Linked DNA regions of Homo sapiens: region 2 is linked to region 1. Evidence: read pairs that join two places in POLR2A ChIA-PET (ENCODE). Cell type or tissue: OCI-LY7. All regions are shown on one strand. Each heading gives the region's core, and the rest is flanking DNA. Links, peaks and the distances in the headings are about the cores only.

The links. ChIA-PET counts read pairs that join two places held together with the same protein. Peaks named below come from ENCODE experiments on the same cell type or tissue, not always from the same donor. Only the 100,000 strongest peaks of a DNase experiment are listed, where the experiment ranks them.
Region 2: POLR2A ChIA-PET joins it to region 1 with 26 read pairs; 1 of 35 experiments calls an interaction of 5 or more read pairs at or near these places.

The regions. Positions count from the first base shown.
Region 1 is chr17:501,120-506,487 of GRCh38, reverse strand. No RefSeq gene overlaps it. Among named protein-coding and RNA genes, the nearest start is that of VPS53-AS1, 19 kb to the left of the region's middle. In OCI-LY7, for the core only: no CTCF peak of the experiment used is centred there; a DNase peak (open chromatin) is centred at 3,277; H3K4me3 peaks cover 1,978 bases; H3K27ac peaks cover 1,908 bases.
Region 2 is chr17:162,332-167,699 of GRCh38, reverse strand. It overlaps DOC2B (double C2 domain beta), which reads left to right. Exons shown (of 9, transcript NM_003585.5): 3 at 3,496-3,570. Among named protein-coding and RNA genes, the nearest start is that of DOC2B, 17 kb to the left of the region's middle. In OCI-LY7, for the core only: a CTCF peak has its summit at 2,983 (motif pointing left); a DNase peak (open chromatin) is centred at 2,969.

The sequences.
Region 1 (5,368 bases), core at 208-5,207:
CGCTCTTGAGGGTCACCGGTGCTCTTCTAGAAAGTCAGCTTCCATCTCAACCACTGTCCTGACCCCGCTCTTGAGGGTCACCGGTGCTCTTCTAGAAAGTCAGCTTCCATCTCAACCACTGTCCTGACCCTGCTCTCGAAGGTCACCAATGCTCTTCTACAAAGTCAGCTTCCATCTCAACCACTGTCCTGACCCCGCTCTCAAAGGTCACCGGTGCTCTTCTAGAAAGTCAGCTTCCATCTCAACCGCTGTCCTGACCCTGCTCTCGAAGGTCACCAATGCTCTTCTAGAAAGTCAGCTTCCATCTCAACCACCGTCCTGACCCTGCTCTCGAAGGTCACCAATGCTCTTCTAGAAAGTCAGCTTCCATCTCAACCGCTGTCCTGACCCTGCTCTCGAAGGTCACCAATGCTCTTCTAGAAAGTCAGCTTCCATCTCAACCGCTGTCCTGACCCTGATCTCGAAGGTCACCAATGCTCTTCTACAAAGTCAGCTTCCATCTCAACCACTGTCCTGACCCCGCTCTTGAGGGTCACCGGTGCTCTTCTAGAAAGTCAGCTTCCATCTCAACCGCTGTCCTGACCCTGATCTTGAAGGTCACCAATGCTCTTCTACAAAGTCAGCTTCCATCTCAACCACTGTCCTGACCCCGCTCTTGAGGGTCACCGGTGCTCTTCTAGAAAGTCAGCTTCCATCTCAACCGCTGTCCTGACCCTGCTCTCGAAGGTCACCAATGCTCTTCTAGAAAGTCAGCTTCCATCTCAACCGCTGTCCTGACCCTGATCTCGAAGGTCACCAATGCTCTTCTACAAAGTCAGCTTCCATCTCAACCACTGTCCTGACCCCGCTCTCGAGGGTCACCGGTGCTCTTCTAGAAAGTCAGCTTCCATCTCAACCGCTGTCCTGACCCTGCTCTCGAAGGTCACCAATGCTCTTCTAGAAAGTCAGCTTCTATCTCAACCGCTGTCCTGACCCTGATCTCGAAGGTCACCAATGCTCTTCTACAAAGTCAGCTTCCATCTCAACCACTGTCCTGACCCCGCTCTCGAGGGTCACCGGTGCTCTTCTAGAAAGTCAGCTTCCATCTCAACCGCTGTCCTGACCCTGATCTCGAAGGTCACCAATGCTCTTCTACAAAGTCAGCTTCCATCTCAACCGCTGTCCTGACCTTGCTCTCGAGGGTCACCGGTGCTCTTCTAGAAAGTCAGCTTCCATCTCAACCACTGCCCTGACCCTGATCTCGAAGGTCATCAATGCTCTTCTACAAAGTCAGCTTCCATCTCAACCGCTGTCCTGACCCTGATCTCGAAGGTCACCGGTGCTCTTCTAGAAAGTCAGCTTCCATCTCAACCACTGTCCTGACCCTGCTCTCGAGGGTCACCGGTGCTCTTCTAGAAAGTCAGCTTCCATCTCAACCGCTGTCCTGACCCTGCTCTCGAAGGTCACCAATGCTCTTCTACAAAGTCAGCTTCCATCTCAACCACTGTCCTGACCCTGCTCTCCAAGGTCACCGATGCCCTTCTAGAAAGTCAGCTTCCATCTCAACCACTGTCCTGACCCTGCTCTCAAAGGTCACCGATGCCCTTCTAGCCTGACTCACATCTGTCTTGACCCTTCTCTGGAAGGTCACCGATGCCCTTCTAGCCTGACTCACATCTGTCTTGACCCTTCTCTGGAAGGTCACCGATGCCCTTCTAGCCTGACTCACATCTGTCTTGACCCTTCTCTGGAAGGTCACCGATGCCCTTCTAGCCTGACTCACATCTGTCTTGACCCTTCTCTGGAAGGTCACCGATGCCCTTCTAGCCTGACTCACATCTGTCTTGACCCTTCTCTCGAAGGTCACCGATGTTATTCTAATCTGGCTCACATCTGTCCTGACCCTTCCTTCTCTCGAAGGTCACCGATGTTATTCTAATCTGGCTCACATGTGTCCTGACCCTTCCTTCTCTCAAAGGTTACCGATGCCCTTCTAGCCCAGCTCACATCTGTCCTGACATTTCCTTCTCTCGAAGGTCACTGAGGTTCTTCGTCTGGCTCACATCTGTCCTGACCCTTCTCTCGAAGGTCACCGATGCCCTTCTAGCCCGGCTCACATCTGTCCTGCCCAACTGCAGGATAATGTAACTGTTCTGAGCACGTTTAAGGTAGGCTAGGCTAAGCTATGACATTGGGGAGGTTAGGTGTATTAAATGCATTTTTGACTTAACAATGTAACTTACAGTGGGTTTATTGGGACGTAACCCCATCATCTGTGGAGGGGCATCTGTGTGTGAGTCCCCTCTCCCTGGAATCCTCCTTTAACTGTGTGAGTCCCCCTCTCCCTGGAATCCTCCCTTAACTCTGAGTCCTCCTCCCCGGAATACTCCTTTAACTGTGTGAGTCCCCCTCTCCCCGGAATTCTCCCTTAACTCTGAGTCCTCCTCCCTGGAATACTCCTTTAACTGTGTGAGTCCCCCTCTCCCCGGAATCCTCCCTTAACTCTGAGTCCTCCTCCCCGGAATACTCCTTTAACTGTGTGAGTCCCCCTCTCCCCGGAATTCTCCCTTAACTCTGTGAGTCCTCCTCTCTCCGGAATTCTCCCTTAACTGCTTTACTGGCTCTGGGACTTCTTAGTCTCCTTCCCCAGCTCTCCTCTCCTTCTGAGCCTTGACAGCGGCCAGGCCTCGAGGTCTTAGGCCCCCTGTTTTCATGCCAGGCTCCTGAGGACTTACCTGCCATCACAGGTGCAAACACCAGCTACACCTGAGCTCCCCCCAATTTTCAGTTCCTGTCTTCTAGCCAACTCCCATCATTAGCTTATATGCACCATCTCGAGGTAAGCTCAGCTTCCTTCCTGAATCCCCCATTTTTCTTTTTTTCTTTTCTTGTCTCTCTCTCTTTTTTTTTTTTTTTTTTTTTTTTTTGAGACAGGGTCTTATTCTATTGCCCAGTCTTGTCTCAAACTCTTGGGCTCAAGTGAGCCTCCCGCCTCGGCCTCCCAATGTGTGGGGATTACAGGCATGAGCCACCGCACCCGGCTGAATTCCCCATTTCTAAATGGCTCCACCTTCCTTTCCTAGGGCCTCAATCTCAACACCTTACTCACCCCTAACCACTCTGGCTGTCAGCCAATATGGTTAGTTTATCATAACATTTTTTTCTTAATGATTACACAGAGAACAGTCACAGAAATCAAAAGAAAATCTTGCCCCAACAAATCAAGAATGGAAGTCCCAGGAAGCCCGCACCGGCGGGTCTCGGTGTGCGGAAGCCGGAAGCCATTCTCTGCTGCTCAGGCGGGTCTCGGTGTGCGGAAGCCGGAAGCCATTCTCTGCTGCTCAGGTGGGTCTCGGTGTGCGGAAGCCGGAAGCCATTCACCCCTGCACCGGCGGGTCTCGGTGTGCGGAAGCCGGAAGCCATTCACCCCTGCACCGGCGGGTCTCGGTGTGCGGAAGCCGGAAGCCATTCTCTGCTGCTCAGGCGGGTCTCGGTGTGCGGAGTCCACTCTCCCTGGGCTCCCGGCTGGGCCTGCTCCACGCCTCTTTCCGTAGGGTTTCTCAGAAGGAGCTAAAGAGCCTGGCTCCAGCGGGTCTCTTCTCAAAACCGACGACACTGATGGCTCAGTGTGGCCTGTGCTGCTATTACCCTATAATATTGCAGTAGCAATGCTCATTTTTAAAGTACAGTGGGGCCGGGCGCGGTGGCTCACGCCTGTCATCCCAGCACTTTGGGAGGCCGAGGCGGGCGGATCACGAGGTCAGGAGTACAAGACCAGCCTGGCCAACATGGTGAAAGCCCATCCCTACTAAAGATAACAAAAAATTAGCCAGGCATCATGGCGCACACCTGTAATCCCAGCTGCTTGGGAGGCTGAGGCAGGAGAATCATTTGAGTCTGGGAGGCGGAGGTTGCAATGAGCCAAGATCGCGCCATTGCACTCCAGCCTGGGCAATAGGCGAGACGCCATCTCAGGGGAAAAAAAAAAAAATTAGCCAGTTTTGGTGGCACATGCCTGTAATCCCAGCTACTCGGGGGGCTGAGGCAGGAGAATCACTTGAACCCGGGAGGTGGAGCTTTCAGTGAGCTGAGATCATGCCAGTTCACTCCAGCCAGAGTGAGACTGTCTCAAAAAACAACAACAAAAAAAAAACCACTACATGGAAATATATCAGAAGTCCTACTCTCCTGTGAAGATTTCTCTGTATCTGTATGTGGGAAAAAGGAGATACTTTGTCAAAGGAAAAAAAAAAAAAAGAAATTAACATGAAGCAGGCCCCCCCACCTGCCAGATAACAAAATCCTGGATGCTCAGGTCCCAGGCCCCGAGTCAGCCCTGTGGAACCTGTGGGCACAAAAATTTGGGTCTTGACTTCTCAGCATCCTGAGAATTCTGTATTTTCATTCCAGAGTTGGTTGAATCTGTAGCTGCAGAACTGGCAGATGCAGAAGGCTGACTGTACATCTTGGACTTTTCCCTTGCCATGTATAGATCTACTCATTATTTTTAATGGCTGCTTGGTGCTTTATAGCTCAGCTATGCCATCATTTTTTTTCTTTTTTTTGAGACGGAGCCTCGCCCTGTCCTCAGGCTGCTGGAGTGCAATGGTGCGATCTCGGCTCACTGCAACCTCCTTCTGCCAGGTTCAAGCGATTCTCCTGCCTCAGCCTCTTGAGTAGCCGGGATTACAGGCGCCCGCCACCACGCCTGGCTAATTTTTGTATTTTTTAGTAGAGACAGGGTTTCGCCATGCTGGCCAGGCTGGTCTCAAACTCCTGACCTCAGGTGATCTGCCCTCCTTGGCCTCCCAAAGTGCTGGGATTACAGGCGTGAGCCACTTCACCCGGTCCCATCATTTATGTCATCAGTGCTATGGTTTGAATGTATATGTCCCTCCAAAATTCTTATGTTGAAAGTGAATCCCCGATGTGATAGTATTAAGATGTGGGGCCCTTAGGAGGTGGTTAAATCATGAAGAAGGGGCCTCAAGAATGGGATTATGACCTTATAAAGAGGTGCAGGGGAGCTGTGTGACACCCTGTGACTTTCTGCCTTCTGCCATGTAACAAGCAACATGGCGCCATCTTGGAAGCAAAGAGCAGCCCTCACTGGGCACGGAGTCCGTCAGCACCTGATCTTCGACGTCCTGGCCTCCAGAGCTGTAAGGAACAACGATCTACTATTTATCAATTAGTCCGTGGCATTTTATTGTAGCAGCGTGAATACACTGAGACAGCCAGTCTTCTAGCAATATAGCCAAAAGGCTGTGTTTAGTTTTTTGGCATTAGACTCACATCATCTGTGAAAATCTTTCTGCAAATGTCTTTGCTTGCTTGTACTCACATTTTTGTAGGACATTATCCTAAAATGGTTACATTTCCACTTAAA
Region 2 (5,368 bases), core at 313-5,312, 340 kb after region 1:
GACCATGAGATCTCGTGAGACGTATTCACTACCTCAAGAACAGTGTCAGACCATCAGATCTCGTGAGACGTATTCACTACCTCAAGAACAGTGTCAGACCATGAGATCTCGTGAGACGTATTCACTACCTCAAGAAGAGTGTCAGACCATGAGATCTCGTGAGACGTATTCACTACCTCAAGAAGAGTGTCAGACCATGAGATCTCGTGAGACGTATTCACTACCTCAAGAAGAGTGTCAGACCATGAGATCTCGTGAGACGTATTCACTACCTCAAGAACAGTGTCAGACCATGAGATCTCGTGAGACGTATTCACTACCTCAAGAACAGTGTCAGACCATGAGATCTCGTGAGACGTATTCACTACCTCAAGAACAGTGTCAGACCATGAGATCTCGTGAGACGTATTCACTACCTCAAGAACAGTGTCAGACCATGAGATCTCGTGAGACGTATTCACTACCTCAAGAACAGTGTCAGACCATGAGATCTCGTGAGACGTATTCACTACCTCAAGAACAGTGTCAGACCATCAGATCTCGTGAGACGTATTCACTACCTCAAGAACAGTGTCAGACCATGAGATCTCGTGAGACGTATTCACTACCTCAAGAAGAGTGTCAGACCATGAGATCTCGTGAGACGTATTCACTACCTCAAGAAGAGTGTCAGACCATGAGATCTCGTGAGACGTATTCACTACCTCAAGAAGAGTGTCAGACCATGAGATCTCGTGAGACGTATTCACTACCTCAAGAAGAGTGTCAGACCATGAGATCTCGTGAGACGTATTCACTACCTCAAGAACAGTGTCAGACCATGAGATCTCGTGAGACGTATTCACTACCTCAAGAACAGTGTCAGACCATGAGATCTCGTGAGACGTATTCACTACCTCAAGAACAGTGTCAGACCATGAGATCTCGTGAGACGTATTCACTACCTCAAGAACAGTGTCAGACCATGAGATCTCGTGAGACGTATTCACTACGTCAAGAAGAGTGTCAGACCATGAGATCTCGTGAGACGTATTCACTACCTCAAGAACAGTGTCAGATCATCAGATCTCGTGAGACGTATTCACTACGTCAAGAACAGTCTGGGAGAAACCTCCCCTTGTGATTCAGTTATCTCCCGCTGGGTCCTTCCCACAACCTGTAGGAATTATGGGAGTACAACTCCAGATGAGACTTGGGTGGGGACACCGCCAAACCACGTCACCTCCCGTGAGGCCCACCCCTAAACCATGGGATCAGTTTATGTCTCTTGCCAACTCCCAAGCTGGGGAGCATGTGCCCAAGGGCCCCACTAGCAGCTCCCTGCCCTGGAAACAGCCTCCCGACCTTCCCCTTCCGTGGACAGAGGTCAGGCTCCGTGGGAGGCCAGCCCCACAGAAGGTGGAGGCACTGGCGGAACCCCGGGTCAGGACCAGGGAAGCTGCCTGTTTGGGCACAGAAGTTGGTGGCAGCACAGTGACAGGGCTTCAGGCAGTGCCTGCTGGTCCTTTTGCTTTTGGCGAAATGTGTGGCTGCCCAGGGTGCTCAGGGAACTGCCGGGTGGAGGAGTAGAGAGCAGCAGCAGGGGCCTCGTCACAGTCCCGGGGTCTGAAGGACAGAGCAGGCATCACTCCCGTCCCAGCATGACAGCGCCCCTCGACCCAGCCTAGCTCCCACGGGTGTCTCGGGGTACGGAGGTGGGACCACCAGAGCCACTGGAAAGACATACGCCAGAACATGTGGTGGCCCAAAGGTTTGTAAGTGAAACGTGTCAGGAAACGTGGCCCAAATGGAAACATTTTAAGCTACAACAAACAAATGTATAAGGACTGTAAGAATAAGACACAGCAGTCAGGCACCGCCTGGTCAGGCCAGGCCACCAGATTCCCAGAACTCTGCACTTCAGGCACTTGGTGGGAAAGGTGCAAGGCAGGGTGAGGGAGTTGGGTTTGGAAGAGCAGCCTTGTCACCTTGAGCACGTGTTGGGCCACTGAGCCAGGCCCTGTCCCAGAGGCAGCCCCACAGTGCAGGGCACAGCTCAGATGCACCCAGCAGACCTCAACCGCTTCTCCGGCGTCTCACGGGGGCCTGGCGTGCAGGGAAGGGAGCAAACCCTGCCTGCCAGGCCCTGTGTCCACACAGTCTCCCTCCCTCTCACTCCAGCCCTAGGAAGGTGGGAGTATTACACCCCCGCCCTTTTTTTTTTTTTTTTTTTAAACTTGAGACAGGGTCTCACTCTGTCACCCAGGCTGGAGTGCAGTGGTGCGATCATGGTTCACTGCAGCCTCCGTGTCCCAGGTTCAAGCGATCCTCCCACCTCAGCTTCTCTAGTTGCTGGAACCACAGGCACATGCCACCCCACCCAGCTAATTTTTTAGTTTTTTGAAGAGACAGGGTCTTACTGTGTTGCCCAGGCTGGTCTTGAACTCCTGGGCTCAAGCGCTGGGATTACAGGCGTGAGCCACCGTGCCCGGCCAACCCCTTTAACAGATGATAAAGCTGAGGCTTAGCGTGCAAAGTAACTCATCCACTTCCCAGCTGGTGAACAGGAGCTGAGCCTGGAGCCCAAGCCAGCCAGGCCCCCAAACCTCTGCCCTTTGCCAGTGGCAGGGAAGTAGGTGGTTGGAAGCCCCTGCCGCATCCCCCAGAGCTCCGTCAAACCGAGGTGGGGTGGGCCTGGGAGGGAGCCCCAGCCTCCCCTTGGAGATGGGCCTGGTGTGAGCCGCCGAGCTGCCTCCCTGACCCGGCTGGGTAGAAGCCCTTTGAATACTATCCTGGGGTTGCCGGCTGCACCCCCACAGATGCCACAGCTGCCTCCCTGCATCCCTGTGCACCATCCCAGAAGGAAACAAATGCAATTTTCAGAGACAAGAGCCTGCTGAGGTCAGCAAAGCCCCTCTCTGTCCATGCTTCTGTGTGCCTCTGGCTGTGCACGCGTGGCTGGGTTTTCTGAAAGAACCAGAGTGAGAGAGGGGTGCCATCTTGTGGAGGGACCCTCTGTGGCCAGTCTGCTTGTGTGATCTCTGTGGACTGACTGGGAGTTGTGGCAAATATGGCCAGAAATGGGGCCTAGTCTCAGACTGTGTCCCGGGGTTATGTGGATTTAGGGTCAGTGAGGGGCATGGCCACTCAGGAGGCCACGCTTGGTAGATGGGAGACGGGAGTCAGGATGATGGCAGGGCCTGAGCAAAGCAGGGTGGAGAGGGAGGCTCAGAGAAGGGGGAGCCACCTGGCTTCCAGGATGAGGACAAGAGAAAGTCTGTCCTGACAGAGGCCCCATGACAGCTGCCCTGGGCCAGGATGTTTTGGGGAGGGGAGATTGCATCAGCGTTGAGCCATCCTCACTCCCTCCATCTGGAGGTGTGGGGCCCGGGGGCTTCTGTGAAAGGGGCCATGAATGGGCCCAGCCAGGAGACCCAGGGGACAAGGGCATCTGCAGGCCCTGTCAGTTCCATGTCCCCGATTTCCAGTTCACACCGTTTGCTCTTCTCTGCCCAGGGCCTGAAGCCAATGGACCACAATGGGCTGGCAGACCCCTACGTCAAGCTGCACCTGCTGCCAGGAGCCAGTAAGGTGAGGGGTTCCACCCAGGCCTGCCCACCAGCTGCACCCGCCCACCACCTCAGGCAATGCACTCTGGTCCTTTTGCTTTGGGGCCTGGACTGGGCTGCGGGCACCCAGGGAGGCCCACAGCTGCCACTCCCCTCAGAGTCCAAGCAAGCTGATGGGACCTCAGCCATTCAACTGCACACAGAGCACCCAGTCTGCCCCACACCCTGTTGCCTCCTGGGGACCTCACGAGTCAGCGTTACCTACCTGCTGATCTGGGGAAACCCCTGGAGAATTTCCAGGCCAGCATTTTATAAGAAGCATTCTCAGCTGGAAGTTACTATTAGGTGCAAACAAAGGACTCTGTGGTTAAATAACATGGGGAAACATTGTTAAACAGGTTTCTGTACCACAGGACTTCTCAGAGCATCTAACGTGTTGATGGGCTGTTCCCTGACTCTCCGCAAGGGGGATGAAGTGGGCAGAATCTGCCCCTCATTCCTACGCCGGATGACCCAAGCGTCCGACCACACATGTGCTCAGGGCACCAGCACAACAGGTGCATCTCGGACAGGAGAGAGAAAAATTGCTGTTAAATAAAAGCATCAAGGTGACCTTGAGCCATGGAAAGTCAGAACTTAATTAGACTTCCTTCTGTGCATCCTACACTTCAGTGCTGTTTTATTTTTAATTTCATGGGGCAGAGTCTGAGTTTACGTGGAGGCCTAAATGGGTAGGCCTGGGGCCCACAGCAGCCCAGGAGGACCACCCCAGAAGGGGCCCTTCCCCCTTCTCTAGGGAAGGCAGGACTGTAGGAGAAATGGCAGTGCCCCACCACCTACTCCTGGGGAAGAAATGGGCTCCCCACACAGGGTCTTGATGCCCTTATGCTGCAAGAAGGGCTCAGGGATATGAGGGCCGAGGGCGAGTATGACCAGGGAAGTGTGCTCAGTGACCCTTCATTTGTGGGACTGGAGCCGGCAGTGCATGGCTGCCGAGTTGTAGGAAGTCCCCAGGACTTTCCCTAGTGTTTTATAAAGAGCAGTCTCCTTACAAACAGCTCCTGAAAGCAATGGGAGAGAGGGATTCCTGTGCCCTTTCCACAGTGGGGAACCTGATGCTGCCACAGAGCTGGAATTGGAAGCCCAGGCTGTCTGACCTCCCAGCCTGGGCCGGGTGTGGCAGGCATCAGACCGATTCAGACAAGGAGCTCAGAGCCGCTGGCACAGGAGGAGGGAGTGGCAGCAATATTCCAGCTCGGAGAGGCCACCCCCGAGGCAGACCCAAGGACGGGATGGGTTCCAGGCAGAGGGGACGGTCCACAAAGGCAGGGAATGCCCTGGGAAGGAGACTCCAGTTCCACACAGGCCTCCTGCAGAACCTACCCCGTGGCATCGGGCTGGAGGTGGGGTCCTCCTTGGATGAGCCTCCTACGGCTGCTGCAACAAATGACCACAAACTTCGTGGCTTAAAGCAGCGCGTTTACTCTCGGACTGCTCTGCAGGTTAGAAGTCCAGCAGTGGTCTCTCTCTGGGCTAAAATCAAGGTGTCGGCAAGGCTGCATTCCTTCTGGAGCCCGGGGAGCCCACAGTTTCCTAGCTCCTTCCAGCTTCTAGAGGCCATCGGCCCTCCTGGGCTTGTGGCCCCTTCCTCCACCTTCACAGCGGGCCCCATTGCATCTCTCTGGCCCCCTTCCTTGGTGACGTCCCTGACTGTCTTCTCTGTCCATTCTTCTGCTTTTAAGAACCCTGTGACCACATTGGGCCACCCAACAATCTAGGATAATCTCCCTATTCTAATGTCAGCTCATTACCAACCCTAA